Regions from separate parts of the Homo sapiens genome. Here region 2 is linked to region 1. Evidence: read pairs that join two places in POLR2A ChIA-PET (ENCODE). Cell type or tissue: HepG2. All regions are shown on one strand. Each heading gives the region's core, and the rest is flanking DNA. Links, peaks and the distances in the headings are about the cores only. Region 1 has its middle 140 kb from the start of BTC. Region 2 holds the start of LOC107986229 (a long non-coding RNA gene).

Region 1 (5,389 bases), core at 331-5,330:
GGGCTTTAGATTTGTTAACCCAAGTGGACTTGCTAATGTTGAACTCAGATTTAGGAAGAACCACTCCAGTCACAGCAAGGTGGGCCACAGGATGGGACTGTCTAGGGAATGCTTTTCCCAAGGAGGCACAAAGCAGAATTTCTACTCTCCATGGCTAGATTCACTCTCATCAGGAATACCTGGGAGCTGAGCCAGGCATACCCAGTAATTTTTCCAAATTTACTGGATAAGTCAGTCATCTCTCTAAATATGAAATGAGTAAAGATATTAAGAGAGATTCATGAGTATGCAGTTTGAACTCCCTTCATGGGAAGCAAATGCCAGGATTTGGGAAGAATCATCCTGCATTTGCATTTGCCCTTTGGTGAATGTAATGAATGGCCATTTGTGGACACATCATGTGTTTAGGTTGTGCATATATGTATACTGGGAGGATGCTTTATGCTGGAGATAATTTAAAGAAAATGTTAATTAATAGAAAGACTAGTTTGTTTTATTATGGGGAGTTTGGATTTGGTGGCAGGAGTTGTTCCTCTTTTTTCCAAATTGTATGTTTTCTATATGTGTTATATAGTAAATCCCAGCATATCACTTGCTTATTTAAATTGCTCCAACGGCTTCACACTGCACTTAGACTACAATCCAAACTCCTGTGATGGGCAGAAGGCCTAGCAGGCCTCCACATGGGGCCCTTGCCTACTCTGATCTCTCATATCTCCATGAATACTCTGCTCCAGGAGCAGCCATAACTTTTTATTGTTGATGGTCATTTTATTGATTTTTTAAAAAATTGATTACACAAAACTCTTTCCACTTAAAGCATAATTGTTGCTCACTTTACCTGGAGTCTTTGCATGTCTGAGTGCTTCTTGTCATTCAAGTATTTGCTCAAATGTCATTTCCTCAGAAAGGCCTTTCCTGACCACCTAGTCAAAAGTAGTCACCCGGTGACTTAGTCATCCAGTTGTTCTATTCTCTGCACAGCACTTACTGCAATCAGACATTTGTGTTTGTTGTTTATTTATTGTTTATTTTATTTCTCCTGTTGGTGGTCTGAAAACTCAATGAAACCAGTGGGCCTGTCCATCTTCCTTGCTACTGTGTATCCCAGTCATGCATTTGTTAGGAGCTCAACAAGTGTTTGGTCAATGAGTGAATAGTTCCCCTCATCACACTACTGCTGAGCATAAAAATCACCCTGTGTATACAGCAATTAGTTCAGAGGCCACGCCAAAGCATAATGTCAGTTTTGGACATAGATGAAAGTGAGGATGCATTTCCTAACAAGCTTGTTGCCAGCTAACACAGAGAAATGAGCATTGTTAACCAAAATATACCTTCACAAACTTGAGAACAATCACTATAGTTTCAGAAAACTTCATGAGATTTCACCGGCTAAAATATTTCAGTAGCTCGTAAGTATTCCCATGGGTCAAAAGCAGTTTTCATTCAACATTACTTGTTTTTCCAAAATGATTTGTGTTGAAAAGATTGGCATGGGAACAGACCCACAGACATTAGTCTAGATCTCAAACATTGTCTGTAAAAACAAAGGTACTATGCAGATTTCAAAAACCAGGTGTGTCATTGTTTGGGGATAATGAACCAGTATGGATAATCTAGTCTCATATCTTACATTTGAACTGCCTCTTATGACTGGCTTTTAGGGGAATTTTATCTTTGGGGCTATGATTCGACTTTCTACTCCCTGCTTTATCCCAATGGATCAACTTAGAAAGGTTGAGTATTTCAGGGGTAACTCTGATACAAGATTGAATATTATTTGAGATTGAATTTCAGTTTTGAAGATTTTGTTTGATGTGCATCTTGGTGTCCTGAAGGGAGGCAGGCAAAGTGTGCATCACTATGGCACAAGTATGTTTGTGCTTTTCCCTCTTTCACCATCTTCCTTCCAACCAGGTCTTCTAGATACATATGGACCATTAAGTAGTAGTGTTGATACTCTTGTTTGTCTCCTTCATCCCAAAGTATTTGTTTAATATCCAGCAATGTGATGAGGAAGGTGAGGCCTCCTCCAAGAGCTGGAGCTGCACATGGGTGAGTTCATGGTAGCCTCAGGTTTAGGGCATGGTCCTGGAAGGGAGCAGTTATTTTCTTTTCTTCATCTAGATCTGCCTAATTTATGTGTGTGTGTACATGTGTGTGTATATATGAATTGCTTTTCCACAGGAATTGCTTTTTCATTGTGAGCATTTGATAAATCCTGGTCTCTCATGCTTTATTTCATGCACCTGTAATTCAGGCACACAGATTTATCTAGACTATGACTCAAGGATCTCTGAGGTTTATACTGAATTTCTAGACTTAGCTTAAAGTTTCATCTTTGTTAATATGAAGTGGTTCCACAGATGAACAAACAGTGCCAAACACGAAGTGAGGTGTACCGACGGTCCATTTTTACGTTATCATTTTGATTCTATTAGCCACCAGCTTGAATACTGCCAGATGTGAGTGCCAGAGTGAAAGTGGTGAAGAAAAGTTGATACATCTGAGCCAAAAGGAGATATGCTGAGTTCCACTTTAAACTTAGAGGACTACTTAAGGGAAGTATTGCTTCTTGAGTTGAAAGCAATAAGCACAATCCAGTAAATTCAATCTCTTTTGGAGGGGAGTCTGCCTCAGGATCTGGTCTTTTTACTCATGTCAAGACCAATTCCTTCCTAAATTCCCCTGCACAAAGAGAATGCATGGACTGAGGGGCTATGTGCTAGAATCTCTCTTGGTTTAAGATTTTACCCTATTTGCCAAGGACTAGAGGGTAAGGAAGTATAGTTTGTGGAAAGGAATTAAGATAAAGTCATCGACCTGCATGTTATGTCTCATAGCATGAAGAAAAGCACTAAAAGTTCATTGTCATCCTTAGTATATACGAATTGTCAGAAACCCACCCAATGGGGAAAGGGATTTTGTCTTTTTCTCTGGTGGGGCTAGAAAAGTACCTAGTAAAAGATCAATGGATATTTATTGAAAAATTGAATCAATGCATCGATGAAGACCTTACATTCTGTCACACTTATCTGAGTCAGAATTCATTTGCCCCTGATAAATAAATTCTCCTGCTTCAGGCCTCAGGTCAGATCAAAAGAGGAGACCACATCATAATGGGGTGATTTACCAGCTCGGATCCACATCATACTCATCATTTTTCACTTACAAACACATTACAGTTTGAGGAACAGAAAGCATGACTGTACATCCCTGCAAATACTTGTCAGCTTGTGAACAGGTCCAGAGATAACCCACTAGATAAGTCGGTTGCATCATTCAAGAAAATCATTTACTAGACCGAGAAGGAATCCAGCTTTTTCTTGCACGCAATGGGCAGGTGAGTTCAGAGAACAAGGGAACATGCTGTAGGATTTTCGCTGCGTTTCAAGCATTGCAGTGCAGTTACAAGTTAGGGTGAGCTGGGTCAGTTTACTTAGCACAGCTTACCATTGCGTTTCGTCAGAGGATCAATAGGTAAATTTCTTGTGACTGGGCTCTGGAAAACCCAACTCTCACCTGGAAAGGTCAGAAGAAAAAAAAATACATAAACAGTTAACATTAATTTTCTATGGGAATTAGCCCCTCTTCCATTTGTAGCTCTAGGTTTGTGCACAAATTGATAAGCCACCAGGTAATCCTAGGAAAAGTACTACAATTATCTTTGTGGATGTTTGTCTGGACTCTATGCTGTACTCTGCTCCTGAGTTATTAAGAAGTAGCTAACCTTCTTCATACCTGAAACCTACTGATGTCTAAAGATGTAAGAGATTATATAGATTCTTCTCTAAGGAAAAGCAGTAGGAAAAAATATTCTGATCTTTTTCTGTGATTTCCTTCTCAGTTTTGTGCCAATTTCTAGACATATTTACAGAATATAATTATAGAAATCAAACGGTATCAAACAAAGCATCTTTGGTCTGTCATGAATATTCAGTCCTAAGATAAAACAAATCAGTTTAGATTTGAGGAAGATTAGAAAGAAGATTTGTGGAATGACGTTTAAGAAGTTAAGAATGCCTGGTTTCATTCAGAATTTTCAGATGTGTCCTATTGGTGAATGGGCTTTATTTGTAGTTCCTATGTAAGTTTACATTTTTTCGGTAATGTTTAAAACGTTTTCTGCTAAGATTGCCTTTCTAACTCAGAATTTCCTTCCGTGCTCTGAGAGGATTTGTTCTAGAGATAAGCATCGATATCTATGGCTAATAATTATTTAACAGTTATGACTTACTAGCATTACAACGACTCTGTGAGACAGATTCTACATTGGTCTGAGGTTTGGATAGCTTTATTTATTTTTTTTTAAAAGGCCTTTTTATTAACTCTAAATTGAACATTAAGCTAAGCACTTGAACTACAAAACTAGAGAAATTATAATAAAAAAATCTCTGTAGTCTTGAGGAGGCAAAGATTTCTTAGAGCAAAAACAAAGAAACAATAACAAGGAAAAATGCACCCAGCATTGAAAAATGTTAAGAAACTAAAAGGTAAATCACAGATTAGGAGACAATATTATAAAATTATGTCTGATAAATAACACAATTGAGTAAGAAGAGGATAACCTGATTTTAAAATGATTTGAACCCATGCTTTACAAAAGAAGATATAAGAAATGCATGAAGTCCATAGAAGGATCCCCAATATCACAGTCATCAGGGACATGTAAATTCATACTGTGATGGAGTACTACTACAAACCCACTAGAATGGATAAAAATCAAAAGATCTACAATGCTGAGATATGGTAAAGATGTAGAGCAATTATAACTCTCATGTATTGGTGTGGGGATGCAAAATGATATAATCTTTTAAGAAACAGTTTGACAGTTTATTATATAATTATATATTTACCATAACAGCATTCCCAATCCTAAGTATTTTCCAAAGTGAAATAAAAGCATATGTCCAGAAAAGAATGGGTACTCTATTCATATAGTAGCTTTTAAAAATAATAGCCCTAAACCAGATCCAACCTAAATCAACTTGTGAATGAATAAAAAATGTGTATTATTGTGGAAGTCAGTGTGGCGATTCCTCAGGGATCTAAAACTAGAAATACCATTTGACCCAGCCATCCCATTACTGGGTATATACCCAAAGGACTATAAATCATGCTGCTATAAAGACACATGCACACATATGTTTATTGCGGCACTATTCACAATAACAAAGACTTGAAACCAACCCAAATGTCCAAAAATGATAGACTGGATTAAGAAAATGTGGCACGTATACACCATGGAATGCTATGCAGCCATAAAAAAATGATGAGTTCATGTCCTTTGCAGGGACATGGGTGAAATTGGAAATCATCATTCTCAGTAAACTATCACAAGGCCAAAAAACCAAACACCGCATGTTCTCACTCATAGATGGGAATT
Region 2 (5,389 bases), core at 147-5,146, 67 kb after region 1:
TATGTTTCTCAATGTTCCTTGTTCACGTTTTTTGTGCCCTTTTAGGTTAATCTGTGGAAAAATGTTTTTTCATAAACGATTCAACTTAATACATCTTTTTTCTGTTACCAAAAGTATATGTGTGGCAAGTCAAATATTACATAATATGCTAACCTTTCCAATTCTTAGTTTCCTCATGTGTATAAGGAGTAAAAATTCACAAACACGAAGATTCATTCTAAGTCTGAAATCTCTAGAACTCTGCTGTTGATGAGTGGCTACATGGGACCAGCAGTAGGCAAACAAAATATTTTCTACTCCTATAAGTAACTTAGACATTCTTCCTTTATTTCTCCCCCTTCCTTGCTTCCTTCCCTTCTTCCTTCCTTCCTTTTCTTTCTTTCTTTTCCTTCTTTTTTTCTTTCTTTTCTTTCTTTCTTTCTTTCTTTCTTCCTTTCTTTCTTCCTTTCTTTCTTTTCTTCTTTCTCTCTTTCTTTTTCTTTCCTTCTTTCTTTCTCTATCTTTCTTTCTCTCCCCTCCCTCCCTTCCTTCCTTCTTTCCTTCCTCTCTCTCTTTCTCGCTCTCTATTTCTTTCCTTCTGACGGAGTCACACTCTGTTGTTGAGGCTGGAGTGTGCAGTGGCACCATCTCAGCTCACTGCAACTTCCATCTCCTGGGCTCAAGGAATCCTCCCATGTCAGCCTCCCAAGTAGCTGGGACTACAGGCATGTACAACTATGTCCAGCTAATTTTTTTAAAATTTATTTTTATTAGAGACGGGGTTTCGCCATGTTGCCTAGGCTGGTATTGGACTCCTGACCTCAAGTGATCCACTCACCTCGGCCTTCCAAAATGCTGAGATTGCAGGCCACTGCATCTGGCCTTAGCCACAGTCCTTTTCTTTTTCCTTTCCTTTCCCCTTCCTCTTCCCTTCCCTTTTCTTTTTATTTATTTTTCTTTTCTTTTGGAGGGTCTCAGTCGGTCACCCAGTCTGGAGTGCAGTGGCATCTCCATGGCTCACTGCAGCCTCAGCCTCTCAGGATTAAATGATCCTCCCACCTCAGCCTCACAAGTACCTATGACTATAGGTGTGCACCACTATGATGGGCTAATTTTTAAATTTTTTGTAGAGACAGGCTCTCCCTTTGTTGCCCAGGCTGATCTCAGAATTCCTGGGCTCAAGTGATCCTCATTCCTCAGCCTCCCAAATTGTTGGGATTACAGATATGAGCCACTGCACCCTGCCTCCATACTCATTTCTATCCTAGCTTTGTGTTGTATACATGCTTCACAGCACTTAATACATTTTGTTATAATTATTTATTTTCACATCATTCTCGCCTTCTGGTTTGTGAGTTTCTTGACAGAATACTTATGTCACTCACCTCTATATACTGCACATCGTGACAATTTCTGAACTTTACTACGTATTACATGGTTTTTAGATGGACACGTAATTGATCACAATTGAGAGGAGGTCTATAGGCTATGATCTGTACACCAAATCCTGCCCACTGCCTGTTTTTGTAAATAAAGTTTTATTGAAACACTGTGCACCCATTCATTCACATACTGTTTATGGCTGCTTTCTTATTATAACAAGGGAACTGATTAGTTGCAACAAAGATTATATGACTTGCAAAACCTAAAATGTTTATTGTCTGTTCTTTTTCAGAAAAGTTTGCTGACGCCTGATATGGAGCACTAGAAAGAAATTATTTTTCCAAGCATCAACCCGGAAGTCCCAGCATACCGAGGTTAACCAAAACACTTATATTCTGTTCTCTCACAATTCTCTGAAACTACTTCTCTTCTAAAATGTATGACACTATATGGTAACCTATATTTCCCACTAGAATCTGGGAATATGTAAGCTTTATAGGGGTTGTGCATGATATAAGTATTTTTACCTACTTTTTACCTGCTTACCTCTTAGGAGAATTTTGAAAAACCCAGCACATCTTAAAATTGAGATCTAAAATTTTTCACTGGAGATTCAGGCCACTGCACAATACATAACTTTGTGCAAATATAAATATAGACTATTTAAAATAAAACTGTTCCACCCAAGATAATTTACACAACAAAGTGTTTGATATCCACTATTATCCATCTAAAGAAGCTTTGGCTTACGCTTAAGATGAAGAAGGCCACAAGAGAAAACCCCTTCCACTCTAACAATGAGAACAAACCAGAGAGTCTGCAAAATCATGATGTTTGCAGCCCATTAGTGAGCTGAGGTTGCAAGGCCACCTGGTGAGCTAAGACCCAAGGTTGACAGGTCATTCTGAGGACAGCAGGACAGAAACAAGCTGTTGGACATTTATCGCAGCAGTGAGAAGAGATGGCTGCCATAGAATTCTTACTAGTGAGTGTTAGCGTGGTATGCTTCCATAGGAGAAGGCTGCACTCTCCTGCCAACTCTTTCCTTACACCTCTACCTGATGCTTACATGGAAGATCTGGACAGGAACCAGGGATCAAAGGGGCACAAAAAACCTTTTTCCGATGAAGGAATTTTTCTATAGCTTATATTGGTGGTTAAACAATTGATATAATTATCAAAATTCGTCAAAATGAACCACCTAAAAGTGGAATTTATTATATATAAATTATACCTCAAAAAAGCTTAAATATAGGCCAGGTGCAGTGGCTCATGCCTGTAAGCCCAGCACTTCAGGAGGCTGAGGCGGGCAGATCACGAGGTCAGGAGTTTGACACCAGCTTGGCCAATGTGGTGAAACCCGTCTCTACTAAAAATACAAAACATAATTGGGTATGGTGGTGCTTGCCTGTAATCCCAGCTACTGGGGAAGCTGAGGCGGGAGAATAGCTTGAACCCAGAAGGCACAGGTTGTAGTGAGCCAAGATCGCGCCACTGCACTCTAACCTGGGTGACAGAGTGAGACTCCATCTCAAAAAAAAAAAAAAAAAAGCTGAAATAATTTGGAGCAAAAGGAGTGGTAGAATTGTATGAACAATATAATATTCTTTATGTAATTTTTAAAACATGAAAAAATACTACATATTATTTATGGATTACAGTATGCACAGAAATGATAAACACAAAATTTAGGATAGGGATTACTTTGGGGGAGAGAGGGGAAGAATAAGGTAAGAGTATACAGTGAGTGTTAACTGAATATACTGTGCATCATTTCTTTTTCAAAACAAGAAGTAAATATCAATAAGCAAAAGGTTAAGATTGTATATAGTTGGGTGATGACCATATAGAGGTTTGTAATGTTACTTTTCATAATTAATGAAAGTAATTTGAAGTTAAACTTACATAGTACAAAAATTCTAAACAATAAATAACATAATTGAAATTAAGACAAACAAGGGGCAAGAGCTAGATAGAGCTGTGGAGGGGAACAGGCAGAACAGCATGGTCGACCTGTGGATTTTGTAATGTTTTTGCAGCACAAATAAAATTCTTCCCAAAACAGTTATAATTCTCATTCCCTTCCATGCTACTGTACTTTGCCCTTCTTTTTTTAGGGAAAGACAGATTTCTACCCATCAGTGATGCTTTTCCTTTGAGAATCAGAAGGGACAAGTGGCCAGGCCTGCCAGCTTGATTCTATCTTTAAGGACAGGTGCCTGCTAACATTCGACAATTTTAAAAAAGTATAACATCTAATAAAGCAGTCAAAGAATAAAATGACTGTATTTGGACAGTAGTTCCTCTGGTCCCCAGCATTTGTACTTCTCGCCACGATATGGGTAGTTTACATAGTTGCTCAGCAGCCTGCCTCCTGCAGTTTGTGTTTCAAGACATACAATTTATCTCCTGGACACCCTCACTTCCCACCACTTTTGGTCACTTCTATTCCCTTTGGAGTGCGTAGATTGATGCTGAGGAAGATATCAGCCAGCATACAGAGATAACTACTGGTACTTCCTCTTCCTTCTCCTCCTTGCTTCCTCCTCCTCTTTTCATTCTCTTCTTCCTTCCCATGTTCTTTTTCCTTTTTTTCTAACAAGGACGGCAATTACAATCTTGGCCATGCCTGACATCCATGATCTTTTCCTATTTTTATTACATCTCTCCTGACAATATTACTGCTAAAAACTCAGAAATATGAGAATTTTCATTTTTAAGATTTCTGTAACTAGACTTAAATCCATCTCTGGGACCACATCTCACTTTTGTAGGTAGAAATTCTATCTCAGTCCTCATTAGGGTGTTTCCTCATCCCATGGGCATGCACCACAGTACTGGGATGTTCACTTGGCCGTTGTTCATTAGTCCACACTTGTTGAGTCTTCTGTTGTTCCAGAATGAATGGCCCCTTCCACATCACAGGCTCTGTTGTCATAGTTTTTGAAGCATGGGCACTTGGACGCCTAGTTTCTATATCCCCAGGGGTACCAGGTAGTCATCTCAAAGTCTTATCACCTTCCCTAGATACTGCCTCTGATAGCAATTAGTTCTTTCACCTTCCACTATGTCTTAGTCCATTTTTGCATTGCAATAAAGGAATATATGAGGCTGGGTAATTTATAAAGAAAAAGGGTTATTTGGCTCCTCATTCTTCTGGCTGGAAGATTGGGCATCTGGTGAAGGCCTCTGGCTGCTTCCACTCATGGCAGAAGGTGAAGGGAAGCCAGCATGTGCAGAGATCACATGGCCAGAAAGGAGGAAATAGGTGGGCTGGGGGGTGGGGTGCTAGGCTCTTTTTAACAACCAGCTCTTGTGGGACCCAATAGAGCAAAAACTGACTCATTCCATGAGAACAGCACGAAGCCATTTGTGAAAGGTCTGTCCCACCTCTCACTAGGCCCCACTTCTAGTATTGAGGATTAAATTTCAACATGAAATTTGGAGGGACAGACAAGCAAACTGTAGCATATTACACTGAGATTTGCTTTAAATTGGGATTCATTTCTTCCTTTCCCTCTTTTTTTGTCAAGTGTTGCCATTCTCTCATTCAGTTCCCCTCAGCCATTCTCCCTCTCTTCTCTCCCCATCCCCCATCAGGGTGGCAGACATCATTTCTTCAATGAACTTAGTATTTAGAAAGATATCTTCACTCCAAGCATCAAGTCTTTTCTGTCCTGCAAAAGTCTTAAGGTAAGAAAATATATACTGGCCTGGCCACATGTTCAAAATGAGGAAATACTTAAAAAATATGAAGACCAAATAAGAGTTAATTGATACTCCTGTGCATTATCCTGGAACGCAATCTATAGAAATGATTCCTGATGATAGCAACTGTTCATTTTCTAATAACTCACCTCTGGCTTGAAAATACATGTGTGAAATTCTTTAGCCTGATTTAGACAATTACTTTTAGAATCAAACTGTCTTACATTAAACTTCTCAGCTTTCTCACATTCTAGCTGACATCTTGGTTCCCTGAGGTGGGCACTGTAATGGGCCTCCCAGATCCCTCTTCAATGGCCAG

What was found. Peaks named below come from ENCODE experiments on the same cell type or tissue, not always from the same donor. Only the 100,000 strongest peaks of a DNase experiment are listed, where the experiment ranks them.
Region 2: POLR2A ChIA-PET joins it to region 1 with 5 read pairs; 5 of 35 experiments call an interaction of 5 or more read pairs at or near these places.

The regions. Positions count from the first base shown.
Region 1 is chr4:74,652,329-74,657,717 of GRCh38, reverse strand. No RefSeq gene overlaps it. Among named protein-coding and RNA genes, the nearest start is that of BTC, 140 kb to the left of the region's middle. RefSeq lists an enhancer at 2,540-3,739. In HepG2, for the core only: no CTCF peak of the experiment used is centred there; a DNase peak (open chromatin) is centred at 3,307.
Region 2 is chr4:74,584,679-74,590,067 of GRCh38, reverse strand. LOC107986229 (a long non-coding RNA gene) reads left to right here and starts at 4,963. Exons shown (of 3, transcript XR_001741513.2): 1 at 4,963-5,055. In HepG2, for the core only: no CTCF peak of the experiment used is centred there; no DNase peak of the experiment used is centred there.